Regions from separate parts of the Homo sapiens genome. Here region 2 is linked to region 1. The links are chromatin contacts, found by Hi-C or POLR2A ChIA-PET in ENCODE. All regions are on one chromosome and are shown on one strand. The core of a region is the stretch at or near the end of the contact, and the rest is flanking DNA. Distances in the headings are between cores, read along the strand shown.

Region 1 (5,515 bases), core at 42-2,541:
ACTGTACGCCAGCCCGGGTGAGAGAGGGAGACCCCGTCTCTAAAAATAAAATGTAAAATCACTGAAAAAATGAGTGTTCGGTGAAACAAGTGGGATTTTCTGGGCCAGCAAGTCTTCCAAACTGTATATGATGCATCCTGTCTCCATGTGTAATATATTTTAATGATAAATGTATTTTTAACAGTGGCGGTTGTGTATGTTTTTATGTCTTAAGAGATGGCAGTTCGCTGCAGCTGGATTTTGTGGCTCAAGCCTTGGGGCCAAAGAGACATATTCCTGGCAGTCTGGTGGGTACCAGTCACTATTCACATACTTCCAGCAAGAAATGGTTATGGCACTGACCTGAACCCCTTGACCCCTGGTCTGGTCTTTGGAGTTGTCCCACTCTGAATATTCGAGAGAAGCAGCTTATGGTTAAAACAGGCAGTGGCAGCTGGGAGGATCTAACAGCTAGATCCTCCAGGCATTTGGAAAGGACAGGGGCATAACGAAGGCAGAATCGCTTCCTGGGTACGAATGCCCACTACTTCTGGGCACTGTGAAATGGGTTTAAGACGCGGGCCAGCAGGACAATGTGAACGGTGAAAGGAAGGGAGTGGCCGGTAGGTGGCGCTAACTGGCCCGGGCATGAGTCCCGCCGTAGCCGCGTCCTCTTGCAGGGGAAGAAAGTTGGGACCGCCAGCCTGGGCAAGCGCGTGAGAAGGGAGCTGGGGGTCCTAGGCAAGCGCGTGAGAAGGGGAAGAGGCGGCGGCGTCCTCTCCAGCTGGGCTTAGAATACTCTTAGTTCTGCCTTTGGGGTCTTGTCTTCCTTTCTGGGCCTCCTGCCTGTGTTAACTTTGATGGGTGCTGAAGGGAAGGCCGGGGTCCCGGCAGGAGAAACCCGGGAACGTCGCGGCCGTCCAGGCTCCCCTGGCGGGTTGGAGCCAGGGTTCTGACTGCCAACTGTGGTCCTTCCCGCTGCGGCTGTGGCTGCCAGGGCGAGGGCGGTCAGCGCAAACCTGGCTGAGGACATTTCGGATTCTTCCTTGGGGATTCGTTCCCTTCTCCTTGACTCCGGTGCCGCGAGGGCGACACCCTCCGGGCCCCGCGTGGCCACCCCGGGCGCTTCCCCACGCGGATGAACCCACCTCCTGGGCGCCTTCCCCTCGGTGCCCCGCTCGCCAATTGGAGGCTGCAGCTCAGCCCCCTGACAACCTGAGCCAACCAGAGGCGCCAGGGAGGGGCGGATCCTCTGTCCCCACCTTCCTCCGGAAAGAGGAAGCGGAAGTGACGTTAGGGGAAGGTGGGGGCAATCATGGTGCCGCTGGGGAGGGGAGAAGCTGCTGCTGCCGCCGTTGCCGGGAGCCGCGGAGGTAAAAGGCGAAACTAGACTCGGCCTGGGCTTGGGACTTACCGGGAGGCGCGGGACTTAGGCTCCCTCCTGAAGCATTTCCCAATAGAGACCTCAGTTTGGTCACCATAGGGACCCCACCCCTTCTCCGTTTCCATGGGGATGGGTATCCAGCCCCCCTTCCCTGTTTCCATGGAGACCCGGACCCTGCCCCTCTCCTCCTTGCTTGGAGACCCCCAGCTTGTCTTCGGATTTTTCTGTGTAGCCCTGTGCTGGGGGCTATCCCAGACAGGTTCCTTTTCCCAGCCTCCTCTCAAGGGGGCTCTGTTCGCACTCCTCGTTGGCTACCCTCAAACCTCCTGGTCTTGTTTGTTTCGGACAGTTGGTCTCCGCGTTGCCGCCGAGGGTGCCGGGGCAGCCCACTGGGGCCCTCGGTGCTCTTCTCTCTCTGCTCAGATGCAGCGAAATGTACATCTGTGGGGTTGCGTAAGCCAGAGCTAGGGGTCGGGCCGGTACCTCCCGGATCCAATCCTTTGGCCTGTCTCTGGTAACTGTCTAGCCATCCCACTAAGTAAAGGCTCACTTTCTAACCCAGAGCAGAAGAGAAAGATAAAGCGCAAAGCCAGACTGAAAACTAAAAGGGATGTGCTGATTATTTTAAAATTCTCTATTCTGCCTGCCAAACCCACATTTGTAGAGCCTGTGTTTGCAGATGAAGGAAGAATCACTATTCCAGAACATGAAAGCTTCAAATGTGGTATTTTTCTCAAGAGAATGTATCTTCCCAAGATAGTATATCTTCACGAGAGAGTAGGTAGCCATGTCTTTCAGTCATTTAGCTGACATTTCCTGAACTCTTATCATAGTATCAGTGTACTATGCTAGGAGCTGTAGAAACAAAAATAATAAGACTCAATTGATTCAGGGACGAGAGCCCACCACAGAACCATAACTTCTTGTTGACACCATATTGTTTTAGGACATAAATAGATACAGTGATCTTCGTTGTTTGTGCCTGATTGAGGAATAGCCCTTCCACCCAGAAGGTTGAAACATCTGTTCTAGGTAGGGGGGAAGGAATTCATACTTGTTCCTCTACTATTTACCAAACATTGTGCTTTACATATGTTGCCTCTTTTATTTCTTATAAAAACTTTGAGAGAACAGGAATTACTGGTCCCACCTTGCACGTAAGAAAAATGAGGCACAGAAAAGTTACCCATGTAGTAAAAGGCAAAGACAGGATTTGTAGGTAGATGACTCTGCCTCCAAAGCCTTGCTCCTTCTACCATAAACTGCATGAAACCATTTACTGCCTCGTGGTCTGATTTGGAGGATATTTGAATGGATGGAGTTTCCCTTAAGATTTGTAGCAACTCAGCCTTTCAGCAGCTGCTGTTCTGTTTGCTCTTTTGTCCCCTTTAAATATTTTGACCAAGTTTCAAATTGTTTGACAGGCGTATTCAGAAGGTCTTATGAACTTATTCAGTTTTTGAAAAGCATTGCTTTTCTTTCTTTTTCTTTTTTTTTTTTTTTTATTAGAGATGGGGGTCTCACTATGTTGACCAGGCTGATCTCAAACTCCTGGCCTCAAGCGATCCTCCCATCTTAGCCTCCCAAAGTGTTGGGATTACAGGTGTGAGCCACCACGCCCAGTCGGCATTGCTTTTCTTTAAAAATGACTTGATGGTTTTAAAGTTAAAATAAAAAAATTATTCCCAAGGATGGTTTTTCATTTGCTTTGGCTTGCTCTTTAAGTGAGAGGGAAAATGAGCCTTGTGGTTGCTGAGGAGGTCCGTCGGTCTTGTGGTATGACTCTAACTCTGGCTTTGTTCTGTTGCAGACAAGTCATTACGTTTTCATTTCTCACAACTGGGCTGAGCACAACTGAACCATGGGGGAACACAGTCCAGACAACAACATCATCTACTTTGAGGCAGAGGAAGATGAGCTGACCCCCGATGATAAAATGCTCAGGTTTGTGGATAAAAACGGACTGGTGCCTTCCTCATCTGGAACTGTTTATGATAGGACCACTGTTCTTATTGAGCAGGACCCTGGCACTTTGGAGGATGAAGATGACGACGGACAGTGCGGAGAACACTTGCCTTTTCTAGTAGGGGGTGAAGAGGGCTTTCACCTGATAGATCATGAAGCAATGTCCCAGGGTTATGTGCAGCACATTATCTCACCAGATCAGATTCATTTGACAATAAACCCTGGTTCCACACCCATGCCAAGAAATATTGAAGGTGCAACCCTCACTCTGCAGTCGGAATGTCCGGAAACAAAACGTAAAGAAGTAAGTAAAGCAGTCAGTGAGGGCCTAGTTTGGTTTTGGGGCAAGTCCTTACAAAATTCTTGGTGCAAATTTTAGCTGGGGAGTAAAGGAGTGCATGGGGTTAGGACTTAAGTAGTTTTGCTATCAACAACATATGCCTCAGGTTTTGTTGTGATTGCTTCTGGAACTTTTGGTTTGTATAGCCACATTGAAATTTGGGAATATCAAATTGTAATTTCTCGAATTTCCTTCCCCAAATCATAAATAAAACAGAAATTTCACTTAAGTAGACCCATGTTTCTGGTGCTAAAATAACTATTTAGCTTATCTACAGGGAAATAACTGGAGTTTGCTTATTTGATGAAGAAATAACTATATTTGGCTTATCTCCTGGTTGTGTTTAAATGATTTGTTTTAGAGATGAGTATCTGCTGGAATATGTTTTATTATCTTAGTGAATGTTTAATGAACTTTTATTTCACAGTGGCACACGCCTGTAATCCCAGCACTTTGGGAGGCTGAGGCGGGTGGATCATTTGAGGTCAGGAGTTCGAGAGCAGCCTGGCCAACATGGTGAAACCCTGTCTCTGCTAAAAATACAAAAATTAGCCAGGCTTGGTGGCACATGGCTGTAATCCCAGCTACTCAGGAGGCTGAGGCAGGAGAATCACTTGGACCCGGGAGGCAGAGGTTGCAGTGAGCCGAGATCATGCCACTGTACTCCAGCCTGGGCGATAGAGTGAGACTCCATCTAAAAAAAAAAAAAAAAAAAGAAAGAAATTCAGGCTGGGCACAGTGGCTCATGCCTGTAATCCTAACACTTTCTGTAATCCCAGCACTTTGGGAGGCCGAGGCAGGTGGATCACCTGAGGTTAAGAGCACCCTGGCCAACATGGTGAAACTCCATCTGTACTAAAAATAGAAAAATTAGCCAGGCATAGTGGCGGGTGCCTGTAATCCCAGCTATTTGGGAAGCTGAGGCAGGGGAATTACTTGAATCTGGGAGGTGGAGGTGGCAGGGAGCCAAGATCGTGCCACTGCACTCCAGGCTGGATGAGAGAGAGAGACTCAGTCTCAAAAAAAAAAAAAAAAAAAAAAAAAGGAAATTCAGGCAAGAGACAGTAAATGAGAGCAGGTTATCTAAAATAAGTTTTCATTTTCATGTTTAGCTAATGTGAGTAAGCTAATGCATGTCAGGATGTTTTGAAAACTGTAAAGCATTTTACAAATTATATTAGTGGTTATTATTAGCAGAATAAAAGTTCTGGTTTAAAGGTAGTGATATACATTATCTAGGAACTATTTTTTTTTTTGAGATGGAGTTTCACTCTTGTTGCCTAAGCTGGAGTGCAGTGGTGCGATCTTGGCTCACTGCAACCTCTGCCTCCTGGGTTCTAGCAATTCTCCTGCCTCAGCCTCCTGAGTAGCTGGGATTACAGGCACGCACCACCATGCCCAGCTAATTTTTTGAATTTTTAGTAGAAATGAGGTTTCACCATGTTAGCCAGGCTGGTCTCGAACTCTTGACCTCAGGTGATCCACCTGCCTTGGCCTTCCAAAGTGCTGGGATTACAGGCATGAACCACCATGCCCGGCCCATCCAGGAACTATTACAGGTCAATTAGAAAAAAATAAGTCACTAGTAGTTACAGTACCAAGGACTAAGATGTTACCAAACAGAAATAGGGTGAATGATTTAGCAAGGAATATCTTTTTTGCTGTGGTTGAGGTCTTAAAATTGCATATGGCTTATTGATGGCATATCACTTTTCCTTTGCTAGCCTTAGAGAGACCATCTTGTCCCACCTCCTACCCTATGCAGAAATCTCCCTATGGCATCCCTGACATCAGTTAATCTTGTTTCTGCTTGAAGACATCCAGAACAACAAGAGCAGAGTGTTTCA
Region 2 (4,745 bases), core at 1,292-3,791, 190 kb before region 1:
AACAAACCTGCACATTCTGTTCATGTATCCCAGAACTTAAAGTATAATTTAAAAAAAAAAAAAAAATCCGTGCCTGTTGGTCATTGTTCTTCCAGCCTCAGTGGCAATTCCAAAGGCTGGAAATCAAAACACCTGCCCGCTGTCCAGACTTCCTTCAACAGGAACTGAGACAGATTCACAGAATCACAGACCATGAGAGTGAGAAGTGCCAGAGAGGTCGACTGGTCCAAACCTCTGCAATCCCACGCTACAGGTGGAGAAACTGAGATTTAGTTAGAGAGGGGGAATGCCTTGCCTGTCACTGAACAGCAACAATGGAAACGACCAAAGTAAACACCTATCTGAGAGCTTTACACCCCCGTTGTCTCACATAACTATCTGACCTACCTTAGTGAGACAGGTGGGCTGCCTATAGTACTGTTATTCCCAACATACAGGAAGGAAAACCAAGAGCTAGGAAGGCTAGACCAGAGTTACTCTTGCCCAGGGAGATGATGGCAGCTCCAGGTTGAAAGCCCAAGCTTCAATATCACACAGGCCTGGTTAGGGCTGGCACGAGCATGGACTTCACTGCGGAATTCCCAGTCTTCCTCCTACCTCCCAGGCCTGGGAAAGGTGAAAGACCTGGGCTGCCTCAAGGTGACCATTCCCTGGGCCAGAGTCCAGGAAAGCCCAGTATCTCTAGCTCGGTTCAGACACAGAGCTCCATCGCAGCTCTTACAGCTAGGGTGGGACCACGGAGCCTGCTCAGGACAGTGGCCAATGGCAGGATAAGGGCCCTGCTCTGTCCCACTCCTTCCCTGGCTGGTCCTAGGGCATTCAGGGCCCACATGATCAAAGTCTGTGCCCAGGGTGACCCCTGTCACTGTCAACTCTGTCCCAGCCGCCCTGGATCGTTCCAATGGCAGCTGCCACCTGAGCCCCCAGCAACTTTTTTCAATCTAAGGATTTATTCCACAGACCTGATTTGCCCAGTGGGGCCCTAGGTGGGCCCCCAGCTCAGTTCTGTGATCTGGGACCCCAGGGCCCTGTAAGCTATAAATCCACTTGAGGCTAGATCCAGGAGAGAAAAGAGGGAGGACTGGCAGCTGAAGACTCCCTGGGACCCAAGCCTCGGTGTGGGGAAGAGGAGAAAACACAGCTCAGTACCCTCAGCCTGGGGCCCAAGGTCGGGTAAGAAGGCACAAAGGAACTGCAGTGAGGTCCGACTCCACTCAAGATCCTTCAGGGAGTCCTCAAGGGCTGGGGCGTGAGGAGGTAGCTAAATTCCACTGCCCACCTTTCCAACAAGGCCTCCTCAATCTCAATTCCCTTTTCAGCAGCTCCAGGCAAGTCCGGGCAAACTCTAGCCCAGGGCTCTTAGCGAGGCTGGACAGCTCCCGGCCTGCACGCCGGATTTCTGGAGAGCCCGAGCCCCTTCCCTGAGCCCATCCTTCTCCTCTCCCGGGGCGTGATCCCACCACGACCACAGCCGATGAGCCGTTCAAGCTGGGAGAAGGAGCGAGAAGGCTGCAGCGGCGCAGGTCAGATACCCCTGGGCCCAACGTCCACCCCCAACTAGCGCCCTTGCCAGCAGCGTTTTCCCCGGAGCCACAGTCTCCACCTCGAGATCTTCTCCTTCTGGAACCCCGGAGCGCGGCCGGGTACCAGGGGCTCGCGTAGGACTGTAGAACCGCTGCCGCCCGCCGTCCCAGCCCCAGCTGCCCGCGCGGTACTCACCTGGGCCTCAGTGCCCGGGAGAAGGTGTGCCCGCGCGAGGCGTGAAGCCAGAGTCCGTCCGACTCCGCCCGCACCGGACGCGCTCTCAGGGCAGAGGAGGTCGGCGGAGTTGTGACGCTGGGACTAGAGGAAGGAGAAGGAAAGCCGAGACGGGCCGGGCAGACGCGCCGAGGAGCGCCCAGTGCACGCTGGCAGCCGCGGGAGGCGAGGCGGGCGCGGTGAGCAGTCGCGCCGGAACCGAGCCGCGAATCCGCGCCGCCTCGCGCTCGCAGCCGCCAGGACCCGCGGGAATCCTGGTCCGCCGGCAGCGGTACTGAGGAGGGAGGGGCGCGGGGCTGAGCCGCTTCTCGGAGCCCGAGCGCCTCCCGGAGCCGGCAATCCCTGCTGCCCGGGCGGGATGCGGGCGGGAATTCAGCTCGCGTGGAATGTGGGACCGGCCGGGCTCGGAGTCTCCAGCGCTGGGGGAAAGCGGGGCCCACACAGCCAGGACGAGAGGGGGTGCGGTCCCAGGGCCACCCCCGCGCCACTCCCCACGTGGCGGCCGCGCCCCCGGGGCGTGAGTGTGTACGCGGACGGTAGGGGGGCCGTGAATGAAGCCCCAGCGGCCAATCAGCACGGCCGGCGCGCGGGACCCCGGGAGCGACGCCCAATGGAGAGCTCTGGGCGGCCGGGCAGGGTGGCGGGCGGGCGCGCGGGGCGGGGGCCGGGCAGGGGAGGCGGGAGGCAGCTCCGCGGGCAGCCAATGGGCGGCGGGCGGGGTGGGGCTCCGGAGCGCCGAGCGGGTCGGGGCTTTAAGCCGGCGGAGCGAGGCGGCGGGGCCCGCAGACGGAGCGGAGCGGCGGCGGCGGCGCGGCGCAGGGCGCGGGGCGGCATGGCCACCACCGCGCAGTACCTGCCGCGGGGCCCCGGTGGCGGAGCCGGGGGCACCGGGCCGCTTATGCACCCGGACGCCGCGGCGGCGGCGGCGGCGGCGGCGGCCGCGGAGCGATTGCATGCAGGGGCCGCGTACCGCGAAGTGCAGAAGCTGATGCACCACGAGTGGCTGGGCGCGGGCGCGGGCCACCCCGTGGGCCTAGCGCACCCCCAGTGGCTACCCACGGGAGGAGGCGGCGGCGGCGATTGGGCCGGCGGCCCGCACCTAGAACACGGCAAGGCAGGCGGCGGCGGCACCGGCCGAGCCGACGACGGCGGCGGCGGCGGAGGTTTCCACGCGCGCCTGGTGCACCAGGGGGCGGCCCACGCGGGCGCGGCATGGGCGCAGGGCAGCACAGCGCACCACTTGGGCCCGGCCATGTCGCCCTCGCCCGGGGCCAGCGGGGGCCACCAGCCCCAGCCGCTCGGGCTGTACGCGCAGGCGGCCTACCCGGGGGGCGGCGGCGGCGGCCTGGCCGGGATGCTGGCGGCGGGCGGTGGCGGCGCGGGGCCGGGCCTGCACCACGCGCTGCACGAGGATGGCCACGAGGCGCAGCTGGAGCCGTCGCCGCCGCCGCATCTGGGCGCCCACGGACACGCACACGGACATGCACACGCGGGCGGCCTGCACGCGGCGGCGGCGCACCTGCACCCGGGCGCGGGCGGCGGCGGCTCATCGGTGGGCGAGCACTCGGACGAGGATGCGCCCAGCTCGGACGACCTGGAGCAGTTCGCCAAGCAGTTCAAGCAGCGGCGCATCAAGCTGGGCTTTACGCAGGCCGACGTGGGGCTGGCGCTGGGCACGCTCTACGGTAACGTGTTCTCGCAGACCACCATCTGCCGCTTCGAGGCCCTGCAGCTGAGCTTCAAGAACATGTGCAAGCTCAAGCCGCTGCTCAACAAGTGGCTGGAGGAGACCGACTCGTCCAGCGGCAGCCCCACCAACCTGGACAAGATCGCGGCGCAGGGCCGCAAGCGCAAGAAGCGCACGTCCATCGAGGTGGGGGTCAAAGGCGCGCTCGAGAGCCACTTTCTCAAGTGCCCCAAGCCCTCGGCGCACGAGATCACCGGCTTGGCAGACAGCCTGCAGCTGGAGAAGGAGGTGGTGCGCGTCTGGTTCTGCAACCGGCGGCAGAAGGAGAAGCGCATGACCCCTGCGGCCGGCGCGGGCCACCCGCCCATGGACGATGTATACGCGCCTGGGGAGCTAGGGCCTGGCGGGGGCGGCGCATCGCCACCCTCCGCGCCCCCACCGCCCCCGCCGGCGGCGCTGCACCACCACCACCACCACACACTGCCCGGCTCAGTGCAGTGACCCCGCGGGCCGGGCCCCCGCCGGCGCGCTGCAGGGCGCGGGCGCGCAGCCCGCCCGCGCGGCCTGGACTCTTTTTGTTCGGTTGCTTTGGATTTTACAAAAAAAAAAAAAAGCCCAGAAACTTTCGAACAAAACCAAACACCCGGACGACCCTCTCCGGTGAGCGGCGAAGACAGCCCGGTAGGCTGCGTCGCCCGAGCCCCGGGAGAGAGGAGCGAAGATCCGGAACTCGCCAACTCACCCCGGGCATCCTGCCCGCCGCCTGCTCTCTGCCCCCATCCCCTCGACGACCCCCGCCCCTGCCCCCCCGGGCTGTTCGGGGCCGGATCCCGGCAGCGGCCTCCCCAAAGCGACAGGTAACGCAGTGCGGGGTTAGGGATTCCCCGGGAGAGAGGACGAAGCGAGGAGAGTTCTCCATCCCCTCTCCCCGCGTGGACTCCTGAGCCTGCGGGTCCAGGGTGGGGGGCTGTCACTTTATTCGCTACACGCCTCTTCTCTCCTATAAGGATGCGCCCCACCCCGCTTTCCCCTTTCTCCGGGCTTGGTTTTTTACGGTTTTTATTTATTCGTGGAGCCTCTCGGCTCCTGGGGTCCTTCTAACTCCGCCCGCGCCCTTAATTTAAATCGCAGTATACTGTATTTATCGGGGCCCCGGAGGGGAGGTCGCGAGAGCCGCGTCTGTGTATAAAAGCAGGAAATAGCCAAAGCTTTAATCTAGCCTAATTTATTTTTCCCCTTATATTTCCCTACCCTACCCTCCCCCCAAAAAAAAGCAAAAAAAAAAAAAAAAAACTAACAA

The links. Hi-C counts contacts between places; a loop is a spot of excess contacts on that map. ChIA-PET counts read pairs that join two places held with the same protein, here RNA polymerase II (POLR2A). Pooled maps may share reads with other maps.
Region 2: a pooled map shows a loop between it and region 1 (5-fold over the local background). The contact joins the promoter of POU3F1 here to the promoter of MTF1 in region 1. A Hi-C loop is called at or near these places in 7 of 50 pooled maps. POLR2A ChIA-PET finds 5 or more read pairs at or near these places in 5 of 52 experiments (AG04449, H1, activated B cell and 2 more).

The regions. Positions count from the first base shown.
Region 1 is chr1:37,855,368-37,860,882 of GRCh38, reverse strand. MTF1 (metal regulatory transcription factor 1) reads left to right here and starts at 1,291. Exons shown (of 11, transcript NM_005955.3): 1 at 1,291-1,352; 2 at 3,174-3,632. The coding sequence starts at 3,225. It overlaps INPP5B (inositol polyphosphate-5-phosphatase B), which reads left to right. Exons shown (of 24, transcript NM_005540.3): 24 at 1-186. RefSeq lists a silencer at 1,025-1,354.
Region 2 is chr1:38,044,589-38,049,333 of GRCh38, reverse strand. POU3F1 (POU class 3 homeobox 1) reads left to right here and starts at 2,541. Exons shown (of 1, transcript NM_002699.4): 1 at 2,541-4,745. The coding sequence starts at 2,591. The coding sequence ends at 3,946. MIR3659HG (MIR3659 host gene) reads right to left here and starts at 2,200. Exons shown (of 5, transcript NR_168386.1): 1 at 1,720-2,200. RefSeq lists enhancers at 1,237-1,737, 1,738-2,238 and a silencer at 2,151-2,480.